Regions from separate parts of the Homo sapiens genome. Here region 1 is linked to region 2. A link is a contact called in ENCODE Hi-C or POLR2A ChIA-PET data. All regions are on one chromosome and are shown on one strand. The core of a region is the stretch at or near the end of the contact, and the rest is flanking DNA. Distances in the headings are between cores, read along the strand shown.

Region 1 (5,051 bases), core at 1,785-4,284, 38 kb after region 2:
ATCAGAAATGGATATTTGGAAGTTCATTCATTTGGGTTACTGTCTAAAATGAAAGGCCAGAAGAGGACCAGGAATAAATCTGAAAAGACCATTATGAACTTCTTTCCATAGTATATGGATTACTGAAATGGTGATAGCTTGAACTACGATGGCAGCAATGAGAAAGGAGAGAAGTGGATGGCTTCAAGTTACGATTAGGAGGTGGACTCAACAGTATCCACCTCCTAATACCAGGTGGTACTGACTGGATGTGGGGACAGAGGAAAGGAACATGTCAAGCACGACTCCAGTCGCTCACAGGAGAACTTCTCACACTCTAGACTCCAGCCATACTGAACTACTCGCAGTTCCTGAAGCCTCCATGCCTCATCCACATTTTCATGCCTCCAAGTAGAAATGCCTTTACGACATCTTTAAGCTGCAAAATGCGGCCTCGCCCCAGCCTTCCCTAACCATGACTGGATTAGGTGTTCCAACTGCATGCTCCCACGGCCTCTCATGCTTGCCTTTATCACAGTACTTACCACACGGAACTATAATGACACACCTATGTCTTCCTCACGTGACCAAGTGCTCTTTGAGGTTAAAAATCATTTTTGGTTATTTTAATTTCTCTATCCTCAATGCTTACTTCTTATCAATGTGTGTGTTCCAAGGAACAGAGAAAGCAAGCTAAGCTCTTGGGACCTACTGTGAGAGAAAAAAAAGAATATAGGAAGCTAACTTGGGCCTAAGAAAGCAGGTAAAAATGGCAGTGTGGTTTCCTGGATAGATAAATGAAAAGTTATGAAACTGCAGATTTCTTTTTCTTTTTTTTTTGAGACAAAGTCTGGCTTCTTTGCCCAGGCTGGAGTGCAGTGGCACGATCTCGGCTCACTGCAACCTCCGCCTCCCGGGTTCAAGCAACTCTCCTGCCTCAGCCTCCCGAGTAGCTGGGATTACAGGAGTGCGCTGCCACGCCCAGCTAATTTTTTTGCATTTTTAGTAGAGACAGGGTTTCACCATGTTGGCCAGGCTGGTCTCGAACTCCTGACCTTGTGATCTGCTCGCCTCGGCCTCCTAAAGTGCTGGGATTACAGGCGTAAGCCACCGCGTCAGGCCAGAAACTGCAGATTTCTTCGAGGGCTGGTAGCCTAAAATGAAAAGCTCAAACTCAAAGATTTAAATTTAAAGAAAATTAAGGGTAATAGTTACCCAAGGATGATGTACAAACTAAAAATATATAGTTTCATCAATAGTTTAGAAAACAAATTACCACGTTGTAGTCTACCTACAAGAATTTAAAGTTTTTACCAAAAATATATTCATCTATTATTTGTATAATTAGAAATAAAATGGGACAGACATGATACACCTCATGCCTGTAATCCCAGATCTTTGGGAGGCCACGGGAGGACTGCTTGAGGCCAGGAGTTTGAGACCAGCCTGCGCAACAGGGCAAGTCTCCATCGCTACAAAAAATTAGCTGGGTGTGGTGGCATGTGCCTGTAGTCCTAGCAACTCAGGAGGCTGAGGCAGGAAAATCACTGGAACTCAGGATTTCGATCGCATCACTGCACTCTGGCCTGAGCAACAGAGACCGACCCTGTTTTTGATTGTATTCATTTATTTTTTGGAAGGCAGAGTCTCACTCATCACTCAGGCTGCAGTGCAGTGGTGCAGCCTTGACGCTCTTGGGCTCATTCTTGACTTTTTTGAGACAGGGTCTTGCTCTGGCACCTACGCTGGATCATAGCTCATGACATCCTTGAACTCCTGGACTCAAGCAATCCTCCTGCCTCAGACTCCTGAGTAGCTAGAACTAGAGGCCCGCATCACCATGCCCAGCCAATTTTGAAAATTTTTTTACAGAGACAGAAGCCTCGTTTTGTTGACCAGGCTGGTACTGAATTCCTAGGCTCCAGCGAACCTCCTGCCTTGGCCTCCCAAAGTGCTGGGATTACAGATGGGAGCCACCACACCAGACCTTGACTCTTTCTTCTCCCTGAGCTCCCCACGTTCAACCAAGTCTTTTGGATTCTACTGTAATAATATGACTTGTGTCTGTTCACTTCTTCCCACCTCCAAAGCCATTTCTTGGTTCAAGTCTTTTTCATATCTCACTTGGAACTACCGCAGCACCCTCCTTGTCTCCTATTTCTAGTCTTACTCTTCTCCAAACATTTTACAAAGCGGCCAGGGTTTATTTCTGAAGAGCAGATGTTATTCCCCTATTTAAAGCATCCAATAGCTTCCTACTATTTTCAGGATAAAGGTCAAATAATTTATCATATGACCCTTCAACATCTAGCCCCAGCTTACACCACCCACTGGGTGAATTTTACCCTTAAGGCGCAACGAACCAGCCACTGCAGTTTTCCACCTACCGTGCTCTCTCTCCCCCAGCCAGCCTCAGCCCTTTGCATATGCTATTTCCTTTGCCTGGGAATCACTTTACCACCTCCCTTTCCTTCTCAAGCTAACTCCTACTTGTTCTTTATACTTCAATTGACCAATGGCTGCTTTGGTCCCATGGCTATGTGCTCTCATATACTGGGTGTGCACCCCAAAAACAGAAGTAATTACAATGTTAAGTCTCTTGCGTCCTCCACTAGAATGCACTGAGACAGCAAGAGATCTTGTTCACTGTTATCTTTAGTGACTGGCACACTGTCGATAATTACTTACTGAGTCAATGAAGAGGAGAAATCTTCTAAACAAGCCTGTGATTTTTCTACTGTCATTTCTCCTGGCTTAAAGGAAAAAGTCCCCGCCCAAGAGTTATAAGAGGATATCCCATAGAAAGCCCATCACAAATCAGACTAACTAACCTATCCATGCTACTTTAGTTCATTCTCGGAATATAAGGTCAACCAAGAGGAAAAGATAAGTACAAAATCCCACATAGAATCCTAAAGCATCATGTTGATGACGCTGAACAAAAAGCAGCAAAAAAAAAAAAAAAAAAAAAAAAATTCTAATCCTACTTTTACTAAATTCTGCAGTGACACATAGTGGTGAGAGAGGGAAGTACATAATAAAGATAAAGGAAGCGTACATGAGAAGGGAAAAGACCATCAGGGAGCCTCAAGTGGTTTGTCTTCCTTGCAATCAGTGGGAAGTATCTGTGCCTCACAGCTGTATGAACCAGGGCACCCAGGCTTACTGAGCTAGTTTGGCTCATTGCATCATTCTCAGGAACTTACATCACTGGGACTCAGGCTGCCCAGCCCATTCTCTTGCTCAGAATCCTTCCCAGACTCAGTGCCCTGGGAAGACCGTGGATGGGATGGATGAATCCAGATCTCCAGGCGAGTGGTGTCATCTCCAACATGCCGGAAAGTAGACTTCTTTCCTTTCCGCCACTGGTCAGGGCTCAGGTCAAATTCCTCATGTTGCTTCTTTTCCATCTGTTCTGCCTATATAACATACAAACACATTAGCTCATGGCCTGGTGTGGTGGCTCACGCCTGTAATCCCAGCACTTAGAGATGCGGAGGCAGGCGGATCACTTGAGGTCAGGAGTTTGAGACCAGCCTGACCAACATAGTGAAACCCTGTCTCTACTAAAAATACAAAATTAGCTGGGTGTGGTGGCGCATATCTGTAATCCTAGCTACTCGGGAGGCTGAGGCATGAGAATCACTTAAATCCGGGAGGCAGAGGTTGCAGTGAGCCAAGATCGCATCACTGCACTCCAGTCTGGGCAACAAGAGCGAAACTCTGTCTCAAAAACAAAAAACACACATGAGCTCAGACTTTCCTGAGACTCAGCTTACAAAGAGAAAAGCCTCACCTCACCGGTATTTATTTGACAATAAAAATACTGTACCACAGTCCCAAAGTAGCAGAGTGTCATCTGCTTTGTTTCATATAGTTATTAATTCTGTAGACTGAAGGCTGTAGAGCACGTACATGTACATCCAAGGGCCCCTGAAAGCTCTCCTGAAGATCACAGTTTTGTTCTGCACAGGGGCTGACCAACTACCCACCAGCACAGTCTGATGGGACCATTTAAGGACACTATGAGTCATTCCCCGAGGACACACAGACACTGAGCAATAACTGCACCTTGGATAAACCTCACTGGCTACGATCCTGCCGGTGCGCAGAGCTAGGGCACACCAACACTCAGGGAAATGCACTATTCGAGGAAGGAAGGGTTCTGCCACATCCCCACTCACCTTCCGCTTGGTCTCTTCAAACAAGCTCATGAGACTCTCCTTGGCAGTCAGGATAGGGTTGCTGGCAGCTAAACTGCGCATATAGTAATAGACAGCGTCAAGCTTCCTCCTCTGTGGAAAGAGGCCAGAGACATTCAGTCAACCAATTCTCGTCCTAACTCCAGCAAGAGGCAGCTGACTCAGGAAACCCTACTATCTCTCCCAGCCTGTCTCCCAAACTGAGAGGAATCCCAACAACAAAATCAGAAATGCTATCCACAGGAGAAGCCATTGCAATTACATCACAGATCTCTTCTTGCACAGTATTATATCTTACATGCAGAGGTGCTCCAAGAACCAAGTACTCATAAGGAGAGAAAGGAATAAACAGGCTCTTAAAATATAAACAGAAATTACATCTTGTTCTTAGAAAAAGCATGATGTTCAATTCACTTTATATTTCCTGTTCTTATCAGAGAGTCAGTATGCTATAATGAAATCACGAAATTACAAGCCAGACAGACCTTGGTCCAAATACTGGCTAATCCAGGAGTTGACTCGGAAACTTTGGACAAAAGACTCCAAGATTATTACATTATTATGTAATAATCTTCCTGAGTTCCTATATCCTCAACATTACAATGGGAGTAATAATACCCAATGGAGGAGTATCCTCAGGTTTACAAAGTGTTGTCCACTGTCTCACACTTAACTGTACTTAATCAATGATGTTGCCATTGTTATTGATAATTTTTTAAAATAAATAAGTAGCTGAGTTGAACATTTTATGGATATTATTCAAGAAATTCAGCAAGTCTATTTATAAGCAATTAATAGGGAAAAGAAGAAGTAAAGAAAAAGGAAGTGGGTCAGAAAGAAGGAAAAAGGAAAACATTGAAACAAAGGCAG
Region 2 (5,076 bases), core at 2,025-4,524:
TGGCCTCTCAAAATGCTAGGATTATAGGCGTGAGCCACCGCACCCGGTCATTATCTCGCTTTTTCATCATTACTGTGGTCCTTTCCCAAACTTATTCCAAAATATGTGTCAAAATATAAGAATTTTAGAAGTGGAGGGGAAATCAGGGTGTTTAGCTACTGCATAACCTGATAAAAATATATCCTAAATGTTCCTACATTCTGCACCAAGATTTATAACTTTTTTATTCCCAAAAGTCTCTAACAGGGCAAGAAATATCTAGAGTAGTGGTTTTCAGTGAGGGGCAACTTTGTCTCCCAGGGAACACGTGGCAATGTCTGGAGACATTCTGAGTCAGCACATTTGGTGCACAGTGGGAAGAAGGCAGGGATGCTGCCAAGTATCCTACAACGCACAGGACAGCCCCTCACAGCAGAGTCATCTGGCTCAAAATGTCGACAGCACCAAGGGTTGGGAAATCCTGACTTAGGGCAACATGGTACGGGAAAATTTAAAGAACAAACATAGGCAAAGGAAAAAAGGAGAGAAAACACTGAGTGAAAAGTAGTAAAGGAGAGAAAGGTGAAAAAACGAGAATAAAAGATAAATAGGCCGGGCGCGGTGGCTCACACCTGTAATCCCAGCACTTTGGGAGGCTGAGGCGGGTGGACCACGAGGTCAGGAGATCGAGACCATCCTGGCTAACGTAGTAAAACCCCATCTCTACTGAAGATACAAAAAAAAAAAAAAAAAAAAAAAATTAGTCGGGCATGGTGGCAGGCACCTGTAGTCCCAGCTACTCGGGAGGCTGAGGCAGAAGAATGGCATGAACCCGGGAGGCGGAGCTTGCAGTGAGCGGAGATCGCGCCACTGCACTCCAGCCTGGGCGACAGAGCGAGACTTCGTCTCAAAAAAAAAAGATAAATAAGCCATCTGTGGTGGTGTGAGCATGCAGTCCCAGTGACACGGGAGGCTGAGCCACGAGTTCAAGGCTATAGTGCGGTATGATCACACCTGTGAATAGCCACTGCACTTCAGCCTGGGTAACACAGACAGGCTCCATCTCTTTAAAAAAAAAAAAAAAAAAAAAAAAAAAAGAATAAGAAAGAAGCAGGAGTACCATCAACTGTCACTTTAAGTGTAGCACAATGGTATTTCCTACTCGGATGTGTTATTTTTAAGATGATACCGATATCATCTTATCCACCTTCAACCTTGTAACTACAGCCTTACATTACTCACTAGTGATTGTCTTGGGTCTACAGTAACCTACTAGAATACTACATATTTCTCTGCAGTGCTTAGCAATCCATCCGTCTTTTTATAATTCATTCATTTGTACAACAAATACTACATGCCAGGCTCTAGGAACACAACAGTGAGGCAAAAACTGCCAGAGTGGAACTTAAACTGGTGGCAGTGGCAGTGGCAGGACGGGGGAGGTGGGAGGCAGGAGATGGGACCAGTGATGCATCTAGTTTACTTTGCCTAAGTGAATGTCTCCACCTGTTATGTCTACAGATAGAGATTCATCTACTGGTACCTTGTCCAATTTTCCCAAGTCATTTTGAAATCCAAACTATGCTTGCAATGACCATCACTATCATTCTTACCCAGGTTGATACCAAATGAATATGTAATAAGCACACTTTCTAGTCCACCGCCCGTGGAGCAGAGTTTCTTCCAGTGGAACCAAGCCTTTCCGCTTCTCAAAAAAGTTAACTACAACGGTATGTGGAAACTGACATAGCCCCTACCTCCACTAAGAGAGCCTTCTAGGCCGGGCGTGGTGGTTCACGGCTGTAATCCCAGCACTTTGGGAGGGCGAGGCAGGTGGATCACATGAGGTCAGGAGTTCAAGACCAGCCTGGCCAATATGGTGAAACCCCATCTCTGCTAAAAATGCAAAAATTAGCCAGACGCGGTGGCATGTGCCTGTAATCCCAGCTACTTGGGGGGCTGAGGCAGAAGAATCACTTGAACTCAGAGGGCAGAGGTTGCAGAGAGTCGAGTCATGCCGCTGCACTCCAGCCTGGGCAAGAGAGCAAGGCTCTGTCTCAAAAAAAAGCCTTCTAGAGAATTACAGATAAACTTACGAAGTTATGACGGGAAGTGAAAGGGAAACATTGACAATAACTGGGGTATTCATAATTCAAAACAAATCACCCCAAAGGGTAGCTCACAATACAACTTCCAACTCAGAAAATATTAGAATCCAGTAGAAAACTGGTCTAGTGGAAGACTGGTCTGGGGGCACTGCCACCTACTACTTTCTTCACTCTCCTATACTCAGGGAGATCCTATACTAAAGAGGCACCAGGCATCCATCTGCTCTGGCGTGTAGGCATTACGTTGGGCTTAGGATCACTAGTTTTATGCAGAGAGGAAGAACTCGGATCCATCCAAGGAATAAAGGAATACTCAAAACTCGATCTGTTTCCAGGAATTTAAGCAGTCAAGTGTTAGTTTTGCACACACTACCTTCCCTGAGATGTCTATGGAAATCCATGGTGGATGATGAAACCGTAAGAGGCTTGGTATCTAATGAGATCAGCAATATGGCAAAGGAATCTGAGCATAGGAGGAAAGGATATGGGTCAAAAGGATATAGAAAGAAAATGTTACTCTTATTTTTGATGGAAAAGTAGTGGACAGTATTCTTCCCAAGGAGGACCCCCTGACAGCTGCACCCAGGGATTTAGCACAACTGCCCTGAGGCACTCACTAGGGACCTAAGCCGGAAGGCAGAGGAAAGAGAAACCCAGAGGGACTGGGGTGGGGGCTGGGACAAGATTGTATTTAAAGGAGTGTTTTAGTAAAGGTAGAGAAAGAAGAAACAAGAGAGATAGAGAGTAATATTTACCAAATTTCATGAGCACAGTAGGACAGAAGATGAAGGGAAGAGAAGAGAAGGTGGAGGCCTCTAAGAATTCACACCCTGTGCCCTCAGTTACAAACACAGTCCAGTTGCTAACAATATTAAATTCCAAAATGACTTGTAATGTAGGAAAATAAAATAAACATCCTGCACACTTACCCAATCCGGGTAAACAGCTTCCCATGGGCATGGAGAAAACTGAGGATGAACCTTTTGTTCAGCTGCATGGGAAAAAGGGAGAGGAGAAAACAATTAAACTTTCCCCAGTTTCCTGTTACTGAACAGAGTCCCCAGTGACACAATAACCTGGCCAGGGTCTAAGGGGTGGGCACTAGGGATGGGAACCAAATGGACATGCCCAAACTCTCACAGACCCAGGGCACATGCCCAACAGCTGCCGCTCAGCTGAGCCAAGATGACAACAGGCTCAGTGAGCAGACAGCACCCTCTGCCGGCAGTGGCACCTGTGTGCAGGGGATGAGGCGGTGAATCCTAATAAGCAGGATATAAAGAAAGGTGCCCACAGCTCTCTGAGGATCTAGGAGCCACTCCGGCTCCATAATCATGGAAATGAAACTCTAACAGGAGCAAGGATAATAGTGAAGGCCCTGGTTCTATTTGGGTTATTTTTCTACCTACCTAGCTAGGAAAGCAGGACTCTTTGACAACCAAGAGCAAGGTAACCCACCACTAACTAGCTCATCAAATTGTACTTCACCAGCTTTAAAAACTAGAGTTCATGTTCTAGGTCTGGAGTTGAAAATTCAAGTGTCTAAAGGGCTAGGCGTGAAGTATGCTGATGGAGACAGTAGCAAGCTATGACTATTCCACTCCAGTTTTGGCCAAATCCTCTATGTAGGCCCAAGCTGGAAACTGCAATCTGGGTTTTTTTGTTTTTGTTTTTTGAGACAGAATCTTGCTCTGTCACCCAGGCTGGAGTGCAGTGGTATGATTTCAGCTCACTGCAACCTCCACCTCCCAGTTCAAGCAATTCTCGTGTCTCAGCCACTCAAGTAGCTGGGATTACAGGCATGCACCCCCATAATCGGCTAATTTTTGTATTTTTAGAAGAGACGGGGTTTTGCCATGTCGGCCAGGCTGGTCTCCAACTCCTGGCCTCAAGTGATCCACCTGCTTTGGCCTCCCAAAGTGCTGGGATTACAGGCATGAGCCACTGCACCCAGCATGTTTTGTTGTTTTGAGACAGGGTCTCACTCTGTCGCCCAGACTGGAGCACAGTGGTGTGATCACAGCTCACTGCAACCTCAACCTCCTGGGCTCAAGTGATCCTCCTGCCTCAGCCTCCTGAGTAGCTGGGACTACAGGTATGTGTCACCACACCTAGCTAATTTTTAATTTTTTGTAGAGAGGAGTTCTCAATACGTTGCCCAGACTGGTCTCAAAATCCTGGGCTCAAGCAATCCTCCTGCCTCAGCCTCTCAAAGTGCTGGGATCACAGAGGTGAGAGTCACTGCACCTGGCTGAATCTGGATTTTTATGTGAAATACTCTGGCTTTTACATGTTGGCTACTAATGAAAATAATTTAAGCATTAAAGAAGCCAAAAAACACATTTGCCAGCTACATCTGGCCCATGAGCCACCAATTTACAATCGTGGTTCAAGGTTCTAGAAAATCTACTTCCATTGAAACCAAACTATTTCTCAGCAAAACAAGGGAGGGAAAAAAATTTCAATTCAAATCCAAAGCAAGTAGAAACAATCTAAAAACTAAACCTCCTTGTCATCTTCCCTGGTCTCCTAGAAGCAGTATATTCAGGGCTCTGTAGCCAGCCAGGAAGAGAAGTGAAGAATCTTGACCCCAGGATCCCAGTGGTCAGGGCAAGGAGTCCAGTATCGCTGGGCAGTCTGCCCCACAAGGAGAAAGTCCCTGTTTAATCCTCTGACAAAACAGAACATCAATCAAGCTATGGCAGTTCCATCTATTTCATATGGAAGCCAAGTGTGGGAAAAGAGGTACATTCTCACTTAACCAATGATCAACATCAAACTCTGCATAGAATGTTCACTCTATTTTTGCTTTAAATGAGTTACACTCATTTAATTTATAGATAAAAAGCTCAGAATATTTCATTGAAGATAACCTGTCTATACAGCAAGGTGAGTCAGGGCCAGGGACACTGGGTTCCATCAACAGAATGGAAGAGGCCGGGTGCAGTGGCTCATGCCTGGAATCCCAGCACTTTGGGAGGCCATGGCA

What was found. Hi-C counts contacts between places; a loop is a spot of excess contacts on that map. ChIA-PET counts read pairs that join two places held with the same protein, here RNA polymerase II (POLR2A). Pooled maps may share reads with other maps.
Region 1: a loop to region 2 is called in a map of CD8-positive, alpha-beta T cell, with 8 times the contacts of the local background. The contact joins two enhancer-like sites. A Hi-C loop is called at or near these places in 20 of 168 maps with a recorded cell type or tissue (CD4-positive, alpha-beta T cell, CD4-positive, alpha-beta memory T cell, CD8-positive, alpha-beta T cell and 14 more), 24 of 37 single-sample maps with no recorded cell type and 29 of 50 pooled maps. POLR2A ChIA-PET finds 5 or more read pairs at or near these places in 17 of 52 experiments (AG04449, AG04450, BJ and 12 more).

What each region holds. Positions count from the first base shown.
Region 1 is chr17:2,279,462-2,284,512 of GRCh38, forward strand. It overlaps SMG6 (SMG6 nonsense mediated mRNA decay factor), which reads right to left. Exons shown (of 19, transcript NM_017575.5): 7 at 4,164-4,274; 8 at 3,186-3,398. Among named protein-coding and RNA genes, the nearest start is that of SMG6, 22 kb to the right of the region's middle. Within about 2 kb of position 3,035, at least 2 of the 41 ENCODE cell types and tissues checked have a DNase peak (open chromatin) inside an H3K27ac peak, as active enhancers do.
Region 2 is chr17:2,241,642-2,246,717 of GRCh38, forward strand. SMG6 (SMG6 nonsense mediated mRNA decay factor) reads right to left here. Exons shown (of 19, transcript NM_017575.5): 9 at 3,017-3,078. Among named protein-coding and RNA genes, the nearest start is that of SMG6, 60 kb to the right of the region's middle. RefSeq lists an enhancer at 3,346-3,395. Within about 2 kb of position 3,275, at least 22 of the 41 ENCODE cell types and tissues checked have a DNase peak (open chromatin) inside an H3K27ac peak, as active enhancers do.